2 separate regions of the Homo sapiens genome follow, and region 2 is linked to region 1. A link is an interaction called in ENCODE POLR2A ChIA-PET data of the cell type or tissue named here. Cell type or tissue: GM12878. All regions are shown on one strand. Each heading gives the region's core, and the rest is flanking DNA. Links, peaks and the distances in the headings are about the cores only.

Evidence for each region. ChIA-PET counts read pairs that join two places held together with the same protein. Peaks named below come from ENCODE experiments on the same cell type or tissue, not always from the same donor. Only the 100,000 strongest peaks of a DNase experiment are listed, where the experiment ranks them.
Region 2: POLR2A ChIA-PET joins it to region 1 with 5 read pairs; 3 of 35 experiments call an interaction of 5 or more read pairs at or near these places.

The regions. Positions count from the first base shown.
Region 1 is chr11:33,341,207-33,351,691 of GRCh38, reverse strand. It overlaps HIPK3 (homeodomain interacting protein kinase 3), which reads right to left. Exons shown (of 17, transcript NM_005734.5): 8 at 10,006-10,129; 9 at 4,278-4,399; 10 at 3,939-4,063; 11 at 3,679-3,840; 12 at 3,464-3,526; 13 at 2,874-3,170; 14 at 2,405-2,545; 15 at 1-84. Among named protein-coding and RNA genes, the nearest start is that of KIAA1549L, 30 kb to the left of the region's middle. In GM12878, for the core only: no CTCF peak of the experiment used is centred there; no DNase peak of the experiment used is centred there; H3K27ac peaks cover 1,333 bases.
Region 2 is chr11:33,226,533-33,237,017 of GRCh38, reverse strand. It overlaps the pseudogene RPS24P15. Among named protein-coding and RNA genes, the nearest start is that of HIPK3, 26 kb to the left of the region's middle. In GM12878, for the core only: no CTCF peak of the experiment used is centred there; no DNase peak of the experiment used is centred there.

The DNA of each region.
Region 1 (10,485 bases), core at 1,817-6,816:
AATGGACTGTCATGCCCGGAAGAGTCAGATGTCGGAGAGCCATCCACCGTATCACAACTACTTTCTTGCTCTTCATCTGACATACTACAAAAAGAAAGCATTTTTTATGAGTGATATTTTTTTCCAACATTAAATCTAATGTTAAGTAATATTCAGGCTCCAGTGAACTGATGAGAACATTATTCAGTTATTTTATATATAATTACACCTTTTTCCTTGTCCAATAGCACTTTTTCATAAAATTTCTAGACCCTTAAATTAATTCTCTGTTCCAACTGCCAAACCTAATTCTGTTCCATTTCAGGAACATCATTTTGGCATTTTTTTTTTCTTCTTTCCCTTCCCATTTGATCCTTAGTAGCAGCTCATAAAATTCCTCTTTATAAATTCCAGATAATTTCATCAAGACATGACAAAAGAGGCACTGCTCTGGATAATTTAAATGAAATATACAAACATATATGTATGTGACTTGGCTATTTCAAATTAAATTCTAACATCAGGATATGTGCCTCTGCTGGTAATTTGGGTCCTTGTACCTAACCAGGTATCTGAAAGGTATCCCCACACCTCTGAAGGCCTAGACAGAGCCCCATATTTCTCATCTCTTCCTGACACTCTTGGGCCCTGACAATCTCTCTCTCCTTGGGATTTCTACAGCATTTATTGTCTGTTTCAACCACTCATTCCATACTTACTTACGAATTTGAAGCATCTCTTTTTATACATATTTTTATTTATATATCTTATACGTATATTTGTTTATATATATTTTACATGTGAATGTATAGTTATGTACATTATCAATTTTCAAACCATATTATAAGCAACTTTTAAGAAGATACATTAAAATTTCCTTATATTTTCCATAGAGCTTTGGCTATAAGAATGCAATATCATATTTCCTAAGGAAAAAGATGTGTAAAATTAAAACTTAAAATTTTTCAAATGTTTGTTGCCACTAAAATAAGACTTTATTTCTTTCTTTCCTTCCCCTCCTTCCTTCCTTCCTTTCTAAGAGATAGGGTCTTACTCTGTTGCCCAGGCTATAGTGCAGTGGTGTGATCATAGCTCACTGCAGCCTCAAATTACAGGGCTCAAATAATCCTCCTGCCTCAGCCTCCTGAGTAGCTAGCACTACAGGCATGCAACACCACATCCTGCTTTTTTTTTTTTTTTTAATTTTTGGTAGAGGCGGGGTCTCACTATGTTGTCCAGGCTGGTCTCGAACTCTTGGCCTCAAGTGATCCTCCTGCCTTGGCCTCCCAAAGTGCTGGGATTACAAGTGTTGGCCACTGTGCCTAGACTGTGGCTTATCTCTCAATGCGTTAGTAAATCATTCTGCTTAGGACAAGCTTACTATCTTAGCAGTGGTACATGTCGCTGGCCAAAGGATGGGTAAGCCAGGTTAATATGGATAAAACCATGCAAATCAGTCACCAATGGGAGAAAAAAATCATAGTGGATGTCCTGTAGACAGTGGGCCAGTGAGTACTTCATTATGCAAAACATTCCTTTTTAATTTTGCTAAAGTATATGTTTTTATTCCAAATTTAAGTTACAATAGTAGTCTGTGGGGCTGAAATTAAGAATGTGGCTTTTTTATCCTTTCAAAAATAGATTATTTGGCTGGATGTGGTGGCTCACGCCTGTAATCCTAGCATTTTGGGAGGCTGAGGCAGGCAGATCACCTGAGGTAAGGAGTTCAAGACCAGCATGTCCTGGTGAAACCCCATCTCTACTAAAAATACAAAAAATTAGCCAGGTGTGGTGGCAGGTTCCTGTAGTCCCAGCTACATGGGAGGCTGAGGCAGGAGACTCACTTGAACCTGGGGAGGCGGAGGCTGCGGTGAGCCAAGATCACACCATTGCACTCCAGCCTAGGTGACAGAGCCACACTTCATCTCCTCCCACCCGCCCCTCAGCAAAAAAAGATTATTTAGTTAGGTATGGTGGCTCATGCCTGTAATCCCAGCACTTTGGGAGGCCAAGGTGGGAGCACTGGTTGAGCCCAGGAGTTCAAGACCAGCCTGTGCAACAGGGCAAGATCCCATCTCTACAAAAAAAACTTAAAAATTAGCCGAGCATCGCTGTGCGCACCTGTGGTCCCAGCTACTCAAGAGGCTAAGGCAAGAGGATTGCTTGAGCCTGGGAGGCAGAGGTTGCTGTGAGCCGAGATCATGCCACTGCATTCCAGCCTGGGCAACAAAGCAAGACCCTGTCTCAAAAACAAACAAACAAACAAACAAACCTGTGTTTATAAAAACTGATCTAGTTCAAAAATTGTGTTCAAGATAGAAGTCACTGTGGTAAACTGGCAGGTACTTATTAAACAACAGAAAGAAATCGTAGGCTTTTTAGTAGACTTACTATTTATTACACACTACTATTGAGATTCTTTTACCTATTCGGTCTCTTGCAGGGGGATGGGCTGGACTGCCCTGAGGAGCTGGTACTCAGAGTACTATCAGGACTACTTAATGAACACATCCGATCAATATTCAAAGTGCTCTGGCAAGCTTCACAATCTAGACTACCTTTACATCTAGTGGAAGAGAAAAGGGAAAAACATGAGTCAAATACAAGAAGATACTCTCCAAATAGCCAAAATTTATATTCTTTAATTAAGGATATGAAACTGTTAAGAATGACCTACATGGACAAAAAGTTAAAGCTTACAGATACAAGGAAAATGCTATAATAATCGTGCTAAATGTTATTTAGAAAGTTCCCTGTCTAGAACTGGGTTATCTAATTTAAAGGTTTTACTCCAGAGTACATTGACAAACAAGAAATAAGTCACAGAAAGTTGTTTTTCGGCACACCAAAGGATGCCATCTATATCCTTTGAGGATGCAGCGTTTGGCACTTACTCTCTGAGTGAATGTCTCTGGGAAGTCTCTTCCTCATCAGTGTCACTGCTGATAGTGATGACACTCACTGCAGGACTCGGGGAGTCGGCAATAATGATGGTTTGCCGCTGTTTGTCTGAAACTGATGAATCAGAGTCCTGTCTGATAGATGTTTCACAGCAATTTCTTGCCTCTCCTTCTGAGTTCTGATTGTCCTGTGTTTCTATACAACTTACTTCCTCGACATCTTTCCCATTAATTATCTTTGGAGAAATAAATGCTGAATGTGGGATATTGGTATTCTGTAATGAATTACTCCTGCAACCAAAGGAATAATTTATAATTTCTATAATCAAAATATGTATAATCAATTGTCTAAGGTATCTTGTTAAACCAGAAAATGAGAACCTTCACTTGTTCGAGTTCATGAATATAACACACTAACAGATCTTGAGTTTTTGTGAAATATAAAATAGCTCTAGAAATATCCATGTAGACTGCATTTACATACATTTAAATAGTTGCTTTTTGGTAAATGTGCTATCTGAATGTCCACAATTGCTACATTACAGGTAGATAATAAATCAAAAGGGCAATAAAGACAATCTTACCAACTGAAAGCATTTATTTCCTCTCTTCCTGGCTCCCATTCCATTAGTTTTACCAAAATACCTCTGAGAAATTGAGAAGGGAGCTGGCTTAGTGTTTGTAACAAAGCTATAAAAGAGGTCATTTTGAATACAACAGAGTGACCCTTTAGAGTACATGCAAAATTCATTTAAAAGATTCTCAAAATGCAGAGGAAAGCTAAAGCACCAATACCAACCTGTTCTGGCACTGTTTATTTTTCTTGGTAGTGGCAGGCTGAGGCCAGACAACATGTGCAATCCCCACACTAACTGGCTGAGGGGCAGATAAAGTTATCTGATTGGTCAGAAGAGGCTGCGGCATCACTGAGTTATAATGATTGCTGCATGAAATCATCTTCCTAGGGAGAAGTTCAGAACAATGTTTTTAATCAAGATCTTTCTTTAATCAAGATCTAGTCTGCAAACTATTCACAAAGTACTTTTGTTTTCAGCTTACCCCCAGTCTCCAAGCCTGTGTGAACCAGCCACACTCTCAGAAGTTAGTGTAGTAGTAGCAGGAGCCAGGGGTGTCACCTGTTGCCAGGCAGGCACCAGCATCTGCTGTGTTCTACCAGACCACGTCTGCTTGCAGCAAAGCAAAACAATAGAAAATAACAAGTTATAAGTAATTGAACTTTACCATATCTTAAACTCAAAACTATCTAAAAGTAACAGCTAACAATTATAAACATTAAAGTCCATAACCTACAAAATGGATTAAATCCCTATCCAGGTCATTTTCACTATTTCCCAAAAGCACAAGCTGATATATGGCAAAGAATGAATTATTACCAACCTGAGAAAGAACTCCTGGTCGGATCTGTAGTGGCTGCACAGCTGGGGCCTGAGTTACAAGTGGAACTGTATTATCTACCCTTATTGAATAACTGGTGGGTTTACCATGTGTTGCAGGAATACCTGTGAAACAGAATAGTTATCAAATAAAAGAAAAAATCTTCCTCTTATTTAACTTATACAATTATTTTAAATGTCAAGAATTGCTTAGATTCTGACAGATTTTTTTTTTTTTTGAGACAGGGCCTCGCTCTGTTGCCCAGACTGGAGCACAGTGGCATGATCCATACTGTGGCCTCAACCTCCTGGACTCAAGTGGATCCTCCCACCTCAACCTCTTGAGCAGCTGGGACCACAGGCATATACCATGCCCAGCTAATCTCTTTAATTTTTGGTAGAGACAGGGTCTATGTTGCTCAGGCTGGTCTTGCACTCCTGGGCTCAAGAGATCCTCCTACCTCGGCCTCCCAAATTTCTGGTATCACAGGCATGAGCCACCACACCCAGCCCTGATTGTGGAGTTATGATACCATTCTCTGCATAAAATTTTCATAACACTAACAGAGCAATCTAGTAGCAAAATGAGGTACTTCTTGTCTACTTTGTGATATACATCATTCCAAAAATTATCATAAAGCTTCCCTTTCTGTTTCAAAATGCATACTACAAAGTTGAACGATTTAATTTTCTTGAAACTTCTCATCTCCGAAGTTTGCTATTGAAGCTTTATTTTCCTTTTTAAATAGTTCAGTCACCATGATAAAGAACATGGAAAGAAGAATCTGGCTTAGTATGCTGACAACCTAGCAGGTGAAGGTTCTTCTTTTCATACAAACTTTTAGCTATGCTTAGTTATCTTCTTCTTTAAAACTGTGATAGAATCTTATGCTCCTGTCACCAAAACAGAAATACATCACAACTTCATAATTTAATGGACATAATGGTTCACATAATGGATGAAAATTCCGGGATGGCACACTCATTTCAACCTCCAAAGGAAAGGCAAAACTAACCTATTTACCAATTTGATGATAAAACTAAGGTTTCCGCAATGTGGCTTAATTGACTAGTATTCTTAGCAGAGAGCTGAAACTCCAGAACAAACATGCTACCATTTTGCTTGCCCACTAGGAAAATTAGAAAGCAGGATTACCAGACATGTTAATCCTGTTAATGTTACTATAATGTTAATATAGCTGTTTTCACTGCAAAGCACCTTGCAAATATTAAGTCTTATAATATTGAACTCTGAGAGAGCAAAGTAGTATCACATTCCAGCTTAAAGTTTTGACAAGATTTTAGGGACATCCCCGAAGATCAGAAAGTACATTAATGAAAATCATTTCAGCACTTCATAATTCCAGTTTATTGCAGCAGTTACTTTCAACATGGGCTTGCAAATTATTTAAATATAATATAATCAATTTGGGGATAAATGTGATGTTGAGTGTTTCTCTTCAGGCATAAGAGAAAAATACTACAATTGTTTTCTTTCTCTATTGTAAAACAACCTCAAATTTTCTATTTCACAGATGTAAGTGTTAATCCTAAAGAGAATGTCCATTTCAGCCTGTTTATTTTCTTCACTGAGACTGTTACCTTACTACCATACCAGGGTATTCTACTCTCTGTGCTCCACCTAAAGAGCCAGGTATGAGTCAAGTTTAATAAAAATCTTCTTACTCCTGCTAAAAAGCCTGTCTTGATCATCCAATTCTCCAAGACATGGAATATAAGCACACCCAGGCAGTGTAGATATATTGCAATATATAGACAATCTCTTCAAGAAAAAAAAAATCTCTTCACTTTGACAAGGATGAACAGAGAGAGCAAATTTCCAAATCTGAACAAAAATCTCATTGTCTGTAAATTCTCTCCACAAGCAATGCCTTAAGATGAGAAGAATTCTCCTATATACCCTCTCCACAGGAGATCTAATTTTTGATCAGATTCAACAGTGGGATAAGATCTTAATTTTTGTATAGTTAGTTATTAGGTTAGCTGAAACTTTATCTTTGATTATATTTGCTTTAATACTTGGAAGACAAGACATAAAAAGCTTATGAATATTATTTTAGTATAACAGAAGAGAATTTTGCTGGAATATATTTTACTCTAATATAGTAGTTGTCATCTAGAGGGGATGAATACCTAACTTTTCAGGTCACTAAATAATTTTAAAAGCTTGTTTAATATATAAAACACTCAGATGTTAAATAAAAGCTTAGCTGATTTTTAAAAATAAACTGACTTTTTAAAATAAGCACAGTCTTATGGATATAGTATTTATATACCTATACCTACATATTATAATATCTAAAATATATTAAATGCATTACTTAAACATGATAGCTCCAAAGTAAAATTTTTAAGTCAAAGGGATAAAGTTTATTTTAAAATACAAACCACAATGGTACCATAATTACTATCTCAAATAGCTGCCCAATAATTATTTTTAAATGTTTCTTGTAAATGGATTGACACATTCTGAAGGGAAAGGGTAAATGAAGGGGAGGGGCAAGAAGCCCAATGCTGAAATTTTCTACATTACAATTTCTATATAACATCTACCCGTTAGATACTAAGACTGTAGAGGGAGTGCTTTCATTTCTAAGGCAGACACTCTACTAAGAAGAGAAACAACATACTTACAGAGCCTGCCTGGCCTGTTGCTGCAACTGCACCTGTTATAAAAGCTAAAACATACTGTGCTTCTTCTCACTAGTAATTCTAATTCAAAAGTGCTGTTCATGACATTTAATGGGTTAATGAGTCTGTGACAGTAATTCTTTTCCTTCGATTATCCCATATTGTAAACCACTGATATAGTTGTTACTTTATGTACAGAAAGGTTTCTAACTTTTCATCAATTATAAGCCATATAAAAAGATAAAAGATTTTTCTAACCTCATTGAAATGTTTTAAGAATTATGCTCAATGCTGTTTAGAAATGTGTCTCCGAAGTCTCTTTAAGTTTTTGCCAAAGAAGCTAGGCTCTGAAAAAAAACCTGCTATTCTAAATCTTCGTGAAATATACCACAGTATAAGTGGTGACCCTCAAACTGATTTTGGTACATGGGAGGGATTACTAGAACCAAATAACCTACTTGTTAGTACAGATTATAAATTTAAGTGAAAATGCATTTGTCAAGATAACACAAGTAATAACTGATTAAAAAAAATTTTTAAACAGCAATCTTGCATGCTGAAGTATTTAGAAGTAGTGTCATAAAATCTACCATTTAATTTCAAATAGTACATGTATGTGCACTGTAGGTAGGTAGGTAGATTGATAATGCAAATATGGTAAAATAGTAACACCTGTTGAATCTAGGGTAGAAAACATATTATTCTTTCAATTTTTCTGTATGTTTGAAATTCCTATAATAAACACTTGGGGGAAAAAACTGAAAAACACAACAGCATTATATTGTTAGCATCTATTATTCCTAACACTACAATGATGTGGGCATTTTTATTACCAGAAAGTAATAAAAATGTCACTGTTACAGATACTCACAGACCACCACTGTGGCCACTGGGCCACAATTTCACCTTCAGAATCAACCATCTAAGTTGCCCTTTTATTATACTTTCTATGATATAAATCCTTCTCCCAATGATACATTACTTGAAAATCCAATATATAAAAACAATGAAAATAAAGCTACCCCGATAGAACAACAGTAACTAAAGATCTGACCTGTTTTCACATCTCTTATTACCAGCAAATCAAGTCAACAAACATATTCTTGGTTTTTTATTTGGTACTGAGGTAAATATTAAAATAAAAAAAGTTTTAGAGTTGCTTGAATGCTTAAAATTAAAAAATCAGAGGCTGGGCGCAGCGGCTAATGACTGTAATCCCAGCACTATGAGAGGCTGAGGCAGGCAGATCACTTGAGGTCAGGAGTTCGAGACCAGCCTGGCCAACATGGTGAAACCCTGTACATACTAAAAATACAAAAATTAGCCAGGAGTGGTGGTGCATACCTGTAACCCCAGCTACTTGGGAGGCTGAGGCATGAGAATCACCTGAACTCAGGAGGTGGAGGTGCAGTGAGCCAAGATCGTGCTACCACACTCTAGCCTGGGCAACAGAGCAAGACACTATCTCAAAAAAAGACACACACACACACACACACACACACACACACACACACACACAAAATCAAATAATCCTTCAGAATCAAAATATATTAGAGTTAGAAATGGCCAATATATTATCTATTCAGGCTATTTCCTTCTACTAAGGCTGAAATAAGTAAACAGGCTAGCCTACAATGATACAGCAAACAGGAGAAACAGAATTAGATTCCAGGTGTCCTGACTCAGCACCAACTGTTTTCATTTACTCTGTACAGTATCACCACTAAGTTGGACATGTTGGTTTAGGGCCCCATCTGTAATTGACCTCTTGCATTAACTAGATGTTAAAGCTTAGCAAGGACAAAATCCCAGGAAAGGACTTAGGAAGTAGGGTTTTAGTCCAGTTATTCCAGTAGTGAGGTTTGCTGCTATGATTCCCTAGAAACCACTAAGAGATTTCCTAGTTTAAGAATGTATAGCCAGCCAGGTATGGTGGCTCACCCCTGTAATCCCAACATTTTGGGAGGCCGAGGCAGGTGGATCACCTGAGGTCAGGAGTTCAAGACCAACATGGAAAAACCCCGTCTCTACTAAAAATACAAAATTAGCCAGGCGTGGTGGCGCATGCCTGTAATCCCAGCTTCCCAGCTACTCGGGAGGCTAAGGCAGAATTGCTTGAACCCGGGAGGCGGAGGCTGCAGGTTGCAGTGCGCCGAGATAGTGCCATTGCACTCCTGCCTGGGCAACAAGAGTGAAACTCTGTCTCAAAAAAAAAAAAAAAAAAGAATGTATAGCCTCTTCAAAGGTATTCTGTCACCCATTCCGCTTGAGGATTTAATTGGCTATTTTTATTTAATGAAGGGACATTAATGTAATTGAAATCAATCCATTATTTATTACCTAAGCTATCAATAAAGACTATAATATTTTGGGACAAAACTCTTTTGACCAAAATTTTAAATAACTGAGCTCTCAGTCACTTTTATGTTTAGTATTGGTAGCTAAATGTCTAAAACAGTGATACCCAGTATAGGCCAACCTGTAGCCCAAGTTCATTCATTCCTATTAAGGTATTTTATCATGCTAGACTCTACAGGAAATACAGTTATCATATGACCCATTTTGTTAGTGATGACTGTAACGGAGTTCCAGTCAAGAAATGAGTGTCACTGGTCTGAAGGCTTATTGAACAGCTTAAATTTTTTTTTTTTTTTTTTTTTTTTTGAGACAGAGTCTCACTCTGTCGCCCAGGCTAGAGCGCAGTGGCGCAATCTCGGCTCTCTGCAACCTCCACTTTCCAGCTTCAACCTCCATTTCCCAGCTTCAGCCTCCCGAGTAGCTGGGACTACAGGCACGCACCACCATACCCAGCTAATTTTTTGTATTTTTAGGAAAGCTGAGGTTTCACCATGTTGGCCAGGCTGGTCTCAAACTCCTGGCCTCAAGTGATCCGCCTACCTCAGCCTCCCAAAGTGCTGGGATTACAGGCGTGAAACACCACACTTGGCCTGAACAGCTTAAATTCAAATGTAGCACTAAATGCAGCAAAAATTATACAATATATTTAATGAACAGATTCCTAAACTTATTTTAAAATAAAGCATGCCTAGATTCAAAGCAAAATTTAAATAAAATAATACCTTGAATAGCTGGGGGACAGATAATCAATGTCTGCTGAAAAGCATCACCACAACCAAACTGAGCAGTTCCTGCCTGCAGAGGTATTCCATGGTGCACAACTGAATGAGCAGATGTGGTCAATGCCTGAAACAACGAGCACATTATATAGAGCAGTCTTCTAAATGAAATATACACGCTGTATAAATAGAATTCAAACACATTTCTTAAGATCATAATTCTACTATTAAAATGTGTCCAGAAAATGAGAACAAAAACAAGCTGCCGAAATTAAAATTTAAAAACCGATTCTACTGACCTCTACTTTTGGTAGAGTTGTGGCATAGAAGGGCAGGTGAAAGGTATTGAGAGAATGAAGAGAGGAATGGCAAAAAGTGAATCGGAGTAGATATGTTCCAATTATTACCTTGGAATTTTAAGAGATTTGGTAAAAACAGGTATAGTAAGACCTCACAGCACTGTACATTCTAACAACTGACACC
Region 2 (10,485 bases), core at 1,774-6,773, 110 kb after region 1:
TGCCGTTCATGATGGCAGTCTATCCTCAGAAAGCCAGGGAGGAAAAGAACAGATAGACCTATTTTTATTTATGTAAAAAGATATCTAAGACATGTTTAAAAATGTAAGTCACCTATGATCAATTTCTGTAAAATAAAGACTAATAAATATACTAATGTTAATATATGCACAAAAACATATATGAATTTGTAAAAATAACATGTTTTGCTTACATAATCAGTAAAGAAAAAAGAATATAAGCAATCAGTAAGTCTTTGAATAAATTTAATAATGCTCACTGGTAAAATTTCTTCATTTTAAAAATAGTTTTAAGCAAAAGCAGTTAACTGGACCAGGACCGGTTCTAGGTGTTTTCCGATGCATTCTCTTAACTAACAACAATAACAAAAGCTGACTAACCACTTATCACAAGGAGTAACAGGGAAATTCCTGCAAAGCATAAAGTTTTGAGCTAGATCTCTAGGCCAAATTTATTTAGTACAGTTATGATATAAAGGGTGATAAGCAATTATTAAGTATCTAGGCCAGACTTGGTGGCTCATGCCTTTAATCCCAGCACTTTGGGAGGCTAAGGCGTGCGGATCACCTGAGGTCAGGAGTTTGAGACCAGCCTGGCCAACATGGTGAAACCCTGTCTCTACTAAAAATACAAAAATTAGTCGGGCTTGCTGGCGTGCACCCATAATCCCAGCTACTCAGGAGGCTGAGGCACGAGAATCGCTTGAACCCGGGAGGTGGAGGTTGCAGTGAGGTGTGATCGCACCACTGCACTCCAGCCTGGGCAACAGAGTGAGACTCTGTCTCAAAAATAAATAAATAAATAATGTGTAACCCATCTTAAAACACCATTTTAGGAAATACTACGCTGCTATAAAAATATACCAATTTGTTTTTGTTTTTGAGACAGAGTCTTGCTCTGTTGCACAGCCTGGTGTAGTGGCACAATCTCGGCTCACTGCAGCCTCCACTCCCAGGTCCTAGCAATTCTTGGGCCTCAGCCTCCCAACTAGCTGGGATTACAGTCACATATCACCACACGTGGCTAATTTTTTGTATTGTTTTGGTTTTTTGAGACAGAGTCTCGCTCTGTTGCCCAGGCTGGAGTGCAGTGGCGCAATCTCGGCTCACTGCAACCTCTGTCGCCTGGGTTCAAGCGATTCTCCTGCCTCAGCCTCTCGAGTGGCTGGGATTACGGGTGTGTACCACCATGCCCGGCTATTTTGTACTTTTAGTAGAGACGGGGTTTCACCATGTTGGCCAGGCTCGTCTCAAACTCCTGACCTCAGGAGATTCATCTGCCTTGGCCTCCCAAAGTGCTGGGATTACAGGCGTGAGCCACTGCACCTGGCCAGTTTTTTGTATTTTTAGTAAAGACAGGGTTTCACCATGTTGCCCAGGCTGGTCTTGAACTCCTAAACTCAGGCAATCTGCCCTCCTTGGTCTCCCAAAATGCTAGGATTACAGGCATGAGCCACCGTGCCTGGCCAAAAATACACTAATGTAACTCAAGGATTTAGATAAATATGTACTATCCTTAAAGAATAGACAAATAGGTTCTATCCTATTTCCACTTAAGAGAAATAAGTTAATCAGTGGCCAAAGGAGAGAAAATGTGCTTAGTAGAACCAGTTTTGTTCACTTTAGTTCAGTCTCTCTGTTGGTCTAAAATATTTAAAGAATGAATGGACTTTCATACTGATTCTCTACTAAAATCTCATCATATTACTTATACACAGACACACATAGGCATCTATGTGCATGCAAACACATCCAACTTGCTTATTCCCACTGTTACACCAGTACTCATCTAGAGCTGATAAAACACCAAATTATATGGGCACCCATCTAAGCAAATTAGGAAGTGTTGCTTTTCCTGCATTTGCAAAACAAATCCAACATTTTAAAAACACAGCCTAACACAGTTTCAGCTTTTGAAATGAGGAAACAGATGACTAGCTTAAGGAAATCCTAGACCAGATATTTATAAGTTCCAAAGATATCACAGTTGTTGTGCTTCTTTTTAAAACAAGTCTTTTCTAAAGAAGAATTATGACTAATTAAGTATGAGTGCATGAGCATATGCAGGAAATTTGATAAAAATCCAACAAATTAGGGCACAGTCCAGGAAAATCTCTTGGGGGTTATGTTCCTTGCAAGTAGATAAACATCTTTCTTTCTAAAGGTTAATGTTCTTTAAAGAGTTCAAAACTGGCATCATAGGAAGATGGTGCCATTTTGTATGTGACATTGTTGCTATTCCTTTCTTGTCAAAATAGAAAAATATTCTAAAAAGTAAAGGAAATTAATTTGTAAACACTGAGTGTAGTGGAGAGTTTAATTTTTTTTTTTTTTTTTTTTTTTTTGAGATGGAGTTTCACTCTTGTTGCTCAGGCTGGAGTGCAGTTACGCAATCTCGGCTCACTGCAACCTCCACCTCCCGGGTTCAAGCGATTCTCCTGCCTCAGTCTCCCAAGCAGCTAGGATTACAGGCATGTGCCACCATGCCCAGCTAATTTTGTATTTTTAGTAGAGACAGTATTTCTCCACTTTGGTCAGGCTAGTGTCGAACTCCTGACCTCAGGTGATCAGCCCACCTCGGCCTCCCAAAATGCTGGGATTACAGGCGTGAGCCACACCCCCCCACCCCGGCCTAATTTTCTTTTTCTTTTCTTTTTTTTTTTTTTTTTAGAGAGTGTCTCGGCCGGGCGCGGTGGCTCACGCCTGTAATCCCAGCACTTTGGGAGGCCGAGGCGGGCGGATCACGAGGTCAGGAGATCGAGACCACGGTGAAACCCCGTCTCTACTAAAAATACAAAAAATTAGCCGGGCGCAGTGGCGGGCGCCTGTAGTCCCAGCTACTCGGGAGGCTGAGGCAGGAGAATGGCGTGAACCCGGAAGGCGGAGCTTGCAGTGAGCGGAGATCGCGCCACAGCACTCCCGCCTGGGCGACAGAACGAGACTCCGTCTCAAAAAAAAAAAAAAAAAAAAAGAGAGTGTCTCACTCTGTCACTCAGACTGCAGTGTAGTGGCACAATCACAGCTCACTGCAGCCTTGACCTCCCAGGCTCAAGCAATTCTTCCACCTCAGCCATCTAAGCACCTAGGACCACCGGCATGCACTGTCACGCCCCACTCCGCTAATTTAAAAAAAAAATTTTTTTTTGTAGATACAAGGGTCTTGCTATGTTACTCCAACTACTGGGCTCAAGCTGTCCTCCCACCTCGGCCTCCCAAAATGCTGGGATTATAAGTGCGAGCCACTGCACTTGGGCCTTAAATTTTTTTTTAAATCCTGAATCACAGGTCAAAAATAAACTAATTCTTTGGATATTATTTTGTTTGCTACAACAAAAGTTTGCTTAAATATTCTGCAGGCCGGGCATGGTGGCTCATGTCTATAATCCCAGGTACTTGGGAGGCTGAGGCAGGAGGATGGCTTGAGCCTAGGACATCGAGGCTACAGTGAGCCATGATCTGCCACTGTATTCCAGTGACACGGCAAGACCTTGTCTTAAAAAAACACACACACACAAAAAAACTGCAGATCACAACTGCTGTAACGTAAACAAAAGTATCTATAGCTCAATAGGGTTTAACTTCTTATCAAATGTTACAGAATAGTTCTATTTGCTCCTGAATACTGAGTTCCATTACAGCTTTGCATCTGTCTCTGGGAATTATGTTACAAAAGGCCCAGCTTTGCTTATGTATTACTTTGTTTTAATATTTTCTAGTTCTTAAATAACACACTGTTAAGGCCCACATTCAGGAAAAAGACAAATCACTGAAAATGACAAAGTATCAAGTAGAAGCGCTATGTAGTGAACAAATTAAAAGGATTATTTTATTTCATAGCACCATCACAATAAAAATCATAATATACCCTTTTTTCTTCATTTCTCCAAGAAAAAACTATATCCTTATAAATAATAATGTACCCTATTGTAAAAGAAGATATCATATTAAATAAACTTCAACAGATAATCTTTACCTTAGAGCTACACAATTCCCACTTTCCCTTATACTATGAACATTCATAATAAGAAATTTAAATTTTCATATAGACAGATTTTAACTCAATTTTAACATGAATTTTTAAAGGTTAGGGACTCAGGCCAGGCACGGTGCTTCATGCCTGTAATTCTAGCACTTTGGGAATCTGAGGCGGGCGGATCATTTGAAGTCAGAAGTTTGAGACCAGCCTGGCCAACATGGTGAAACCCTGTCACTATTAAAAATACAAAAAATTAGCTGGGCGTGGTGATGCATGCCTGTAATCCCAGCTACTTAGGAGGCTGAGGCAGAAGAATCACTTGAACCCAGGAGGCGGAAGTTGCAGTGAACTGAGATTGTGCACTCCAGCCTGGACAACAGAGCAAGACTCTGTCTCAAAATAAATAAATAAATAAATAAATAAATAAATAAATAAATAAATAAAAATAAAGATTAGGGGCTCATACATAAAAGGCCAATTTCCTTTATATAAATATGTGCCTCCTACAAGTCATTAAGAGACTGCCTTGATTCAAAAATGGACAAAAGTATTAATATTTATACTGCAGACATGCTCATACATTTGTTAAATAATGTATATATAATTCTTTGTACCATTGTTTATAACAGCAAAAGATTATAAATAACCTGGAAATAAATTATGGCATATCCATACAATGGAATACTGTACAGCCATAAAATAAAAATGAAGCAGCTTTCTTTGCAGTAATATGGAACAATTACCAAGCTATATACTGAAGAAAGGAAGATCTAAATTATGTGCATAATATGCTGTCATTAGTGTGGAAGGTAAGGATTTATGGATAATTGTAAACATAATCTGAAAATATAATATCTCTGAAAGAATATTTAAGTAACCAGTAACGGTGCTCTCTCCAGGAAATGAACTGGGTAAGAAGGCGCCAGCGGAAGAAGGGATATTTACTTTTCACTGTGCTGTATATTCTTTTTCATCCTTTGAAGATATCACTAGGAGGATGTGACTTTAATTTCCCAAAGGATTGGTGGCACTGATTTGAGGATTGTGGAAGAGACTGTCAGCTACTATTCCTACCCAATCCTATTGAGTTACAAAGATGGGCTGTGGCAGCAGCCGAAGGCTTAAAGATCAACCAGGCAGGTCTTCAAGAAACTGGTCTCCATTTCACCTTTGTAGAGCCCTTTGCAGAGCCTTTTTTTAAAAATATATATATTTAGTGCTTTGTATTTCCTCAAAAAACTTCTAGTCTAGCCAGGCACAGTGGCTCACACCTGTAATCCCACCACTTTGGGAGGCCGAGGCAGGTGGATCACCTGAGGTCAGGAGCTCGAGGCCAGCCTGGCTAACATGGCAAAGCCCCATCTCCACTAAAAATACAAAAATTAGCCAAGTGCAGTGGCGCACACCTGTAGTCCCAGCTACTCAGGAGGCTGAGACAGGAGAATCGCTTGAATCCAGGAGGCGGAGGTTGCAGTGAGCCAAGATTGCACCACTGCACTCCAGCCTGGGTGACAGAGCGAGGCTTAGTCTCAAAAACAAAGAAACCAAAAAACTCCTAGTCTATCCCACCCCAAGAAATGCATCCTCTCATCTGTAGTGAAAAGAGGGGTTGTCCAAATTTTAAAGTTTTAAAACCCATTTTGTCAATGTTTTTTGCAGAATATATTTTTCTGCATTATTTTATTTATTTATGTTTTTTTTTATTTATTTTGAGGCAGGTTCTTGCTCTGTCACCCAGCCAGAGTATAGTAGTGCCATCATGGCTCATTGCAGCCTTGACTTCCTGGGATCAAGCAATCCTCCTGCCTCATTTTTTATTTTTTATTTTATTTTTCTCAGATGGAGTCTCACTCGGTTGTTCAGGAGTGTAGTGGTGTGATCTCTGCTCAGTGCAACCTCCACCTCCCGGGTTCAAGTGATTCTCCTGCCTCTGCCTCCCAAGTAGCTGAGATTACAGGTGGTACGTGTCACCATGCCCAGATAATTTTTTGTATTTTCAGTAGAGATGGGGTTTTACTATGTTGGCCAGGCTGGTCTTGAACTCCTGACCTCAAGTGATCCATTCACCTCGGCCTCCGAAAGTGGTGGGATTACAGGCATGAGCCACCACACCCGGCCTTTTTAAAATGTTTTGTAAGCTGGGCGCGGTGGCTCACACCTGTAATCCCAGCACTTTGGGAGGCTGAGGCGGGCAGATCACGAGGTCAGGAGAGACCATCCTGGCTAACACAGTGAAACCCCGTCTCTACTAAAAATACAAAAAATTAGCCGGGCGTGGTGGCGGGCACCTGTAGTCCCAAGAAAATTAGCCGGGCGTGGTGGCCGGGCACCTGTAGTCCCAGCTACTTAGGAGGCTGAGGCAGGAGAATGGTGTGAACCCAGGAGACAGAGCTTGCAGTGAGCCGAGATCACGCCACTGCACTCCAGCCTGGGCGACAGAACGAGACTCTATCTCAAAAAAAAAAAAAATGTTTTGTAGAACAAAGTCTCACTATATTGCCCAGGCTGGTCTCCAACTTCTGGTCCAACTTCTGGGCTGAAGTGATCCTCCCGCCTCAGCCTTCCAGGATTAGAGGCATGAGCCACCACAGCTGGCTATCTAGTTTTTAATTTGTATACATTCATGGGGCACAAGTGCAATTTTGCTACATTGGTATATTGCATTGTGGTAAAGTCAGGGCCTTCAGTACGTCTATCACTGGAGCAACACACGTTGTACCCACCAAGCAACCTCCCATCATCCATCCCCTTCCCACCCCTTCATCCCTCTGAGTCTCCACTGTCCATCTACATACATTTATTTTATAAGTTCATTTACATTTATAGTATTTACTCTTATCAAGTCAATCACGGAGAACAATGAAGTCTAAAGTCATTTTGATGAATGTATAAAATAGAAATCGGGAATTATGTGTAATCATTTGTCTTACATCTGCGTCTGCTTCAAATTTTGTTGTTGTTGTTTGTTTGTTTTGTTTTGTTTTGTTTTGTTTTTTGAGACAGGGTCTCACTCTGTCGCCCAGGCTGCAGTGCAGTGGCGCGATCTCAGCTCACTGCAACCTCTGCTTCCCGGGCTCAAGGGATCCTCCCACCTTAGCCTCCCCCGAGTAGCTGGGACTATAGGCACCCGCCACCATGCCCAGACAATTTGTTTTTGTTGAGACGAGGATTTCGCCAGTATATGTTGCCCAGGCTGCTCTGGAATTCCTGAACTCAAGCAATCTTCCTGCCTCGGTCTCCCAAAGTGCTGGGATTACCGGCATGAGACACCGTGCCCAGCCCAATTGACTTTTATACTTTGTTTTGGTTGTATAGTATCACAATACTCATCATGCAAATATGGAGTCACAAGAAGTAATAGATGTTGGTGTTTTATGCTGTTGTTGTTTTTTTAACAGCGTGCCTTGGAACTTCAAGTTGCTCTTTAATTAAACTCATTTAAAAATACAGATCTGTAATAAGAAGTCTGTTTCAAAATTGCATCACTAATAACATCTAACAATGATCTTATAGACGTCAGATGAGAAACACCCAAAACTTACCATAAGCATGAGATCTATCCATAAGATACCATGAGATGGCATACTTTGCTCTGCATTACAAATTATTATTATTATTATTTTATTTATTTATTTTTTTTGAGACGGAGTCTCCCTCTGTCGCCCAGGCTGGAGTGTAGTGGCACGATCTCGGCTCACTGCAAGCTCCACCTCCCAGGTTCACGCCATTCTCCCGCCTCAGCCTCCCGAGTAGCTGGGACTACAGGCGCCCCCCACCACGCCCGGCTAATTTTGTTTTTGTATTTTTAGAAGAGACGGGGTTTCACCATGTTAGCCAGGATGGTCTCGATCTCCTGACCTCGTGATCCGCCCACCTCTGCCTCCCAAAGTGGTGGGATTACAGGCATGAGCCACCGTGCCCAGCTTTTTTTTTTTTTTTTTTTTTTTTTTTTTTTTTTTTTGAGACGGAGTTCTCTCTTGTTGCCCAGGCTGGAGTGCAATGGCGCAATCTCAGCTCAGCGCAACCTCCGCCTCCCGGGTTCAAGCGATTCTCCTGCCTCGGCCTCCCAACTAGCTGGGATTACAGGCATGTGCCACCACACCCAGCTAATTTTGTAGGTTTAGTAGAGACAGGGTTTCACCATGTTGGTCAGGCTGGTCTCGAACTCCTGACCTCAAGTGATCCACCCACCTCAGCCTCCCAAAGTGCTGAGATTACAGGTATGAGCTACCGCACCCAGCCCTACTCCTCCATTTTTTATTTTCTTGTCTAGCCCTTGCAAATAATGCAATTTATACTGCCAAAGTGATACATTTGTTCCCTTTTCATCACATAATTTATTAAAAGGATGCTACTTGTAAGCATTTGCAATTGAAAAGATAACTTCCCAAATAGTTCATTTCCTCTTAGCATTAGTCTGTAGTCCTTTTCTTGACAAAGATGCCTAAAGCATCATTTTTTGTCATAACAGCGATAAAGCCAAGACATCCAATTAGCAAAAAGCTTCTTCCTATTTGAGACAATAGCACAATTTGTTGAAATAAGTGCTTACTGTAAGTTCAAAATGTTTATTATTGTTTTTTTAAATATTGAAGAAATTTACAAAATGTCTTTTTTATTTGTTGGTCTTAAATTCCACATTCAGTCAAATATTGAAGATTCAACTCAAAAGCAGAATATGAAAATTAGCAGCAATTAAACTGATTTGGCGAACATTTAGCAGGACTGCTTACCAAAGCCACCACTTAAAACAGAAATTTCCAGCTCTTATCAGAAACTAAAAACTTTCAGACATTGAGGCATACCTGTGAGATCTATCTGCCTGCCGTGTTTATTATAACTAAAGCACACATCTGCCAGAAAATGGCTTCATGGACCTTTAAAAGTATGAGAAAGGAAAAGTGACATCATCCTTTGAGTCTTACCCTACCAAAAACTCAGAGATAAGTTTTACTTGTTTTTCTGACTGTTGAAAATAGGCTGGTTGCAACATAGGTGTCAGATTGCTTCTCCCTATGTCAACTTCAAGTTCAAATTTAGGAAGTCATTCTCCCATCAGAACATGTTGTACAAATTAACAATAGGTTTCTAAGCCATAAACATATTTTAATAGATCTAAAATTTTCCTAGGTTATTCTTTTTCCCATCTCATTATAAGTGCTTTGTAAAAAGTGATTGCTACTCCTATGAATCACTGAGGGTAAAATAACTTACCAGAATTGAGATTTGGAAGAGAATTTCCCAAGAACAACATAGTATTCTTGGATTTCAATGTTTTGAATACTCCTAGTCATAGATGGGTCTTTTCAGTAAAATACTGAAGGGAAGCAATTGTTGATTTCCTATTATGATTATCATATTAAATTAAGCAAGAACTAGGAAGGCCTAGCAAGACGTAGCAAGGCCTAGCAAGACCCTAAAGGAATGGGAGAAGGGACAGATGAGTTTTTCCAAGTGGAAAAGTATGAAGCATGAAACATTGCTTAGAGAACGGACAAGTCAGAAGAGTGAGTACTGTCACAGTGATAGAAAGGCTTAGGGGTAAAGGATGGTTTTTGGAAGCATCAGGGAATTCATTGGGGAACTTACACAGGGCAAAGTGCAGTGGGTTGTTTTTGTTTGTTTGTTTGTTTGTTTTTGAGACAGAGTTTTGTCCTTGTTGCCCAGGCTGGAGTGCAGTGGTGAGATCTTGGCTCACTGCAACCTCTGCCCCCTGGGTTCAAATGATTCTCCTGCCTCAGCCCTCCCAAGTAGCTGGGATTATAGGTGCCCGCTACCATGCCCAGCTAATTTTTTTTTTTCTGAGACGGAGTCTCACTCTGTCCCCAGGCTGGCGTGCAGTGGCGCGATCTTGGCTCACTGCAAGCTCCACCTCCCGGGTTCACGCCATTCTCCTGCCTCAGCCTCCCAAGTAGCTGGGACTACATGCTCCCACCACCACGCCTAGCTAATTTTTTGTATTTTTAGTAGAGACGGGGTTTCACCATGTTAGCCAGGATGGTCTCGATCTCCTCACCTTGTGATCCGCCCTCCTTGGCCTCCCAAAGTGCTGGGATTACAGGCGTGAGCCAAGGCACCCAGCCTCCTAATTTTTTGTATTTTTAATAGAGATGGGGTTTCATCATGTTGGCCAGGCTGGTTTCAAACTCCTGACCTCAGGTAATCCACCCGCCTTGGCCTCCCAAAGTGCAGGGATTACAGGCGTGAGTCACCATGCTCAGCCCAACGTGAAATTTTTAAGAGCTAGGCTTTTGGACAGAGGCTCTGGTAATATGCTTTCTTAATTTCTCGACTTGTATAGGCGTGATCCTAGGAATCACATTTGAGACACATGTCTCTAGTAAGCATTGCATGTTATTTTCCCACTTTGTAGGCAATTTGGTGACTAAGAAAGCAACAACATCAAATGGTGCTCCAGGAGGGCCTGGAAGAATGAATGTGTCTCCCTGGGTTACATAAACCCTTGGGAGAACCTGACTTAATTTCCTAAT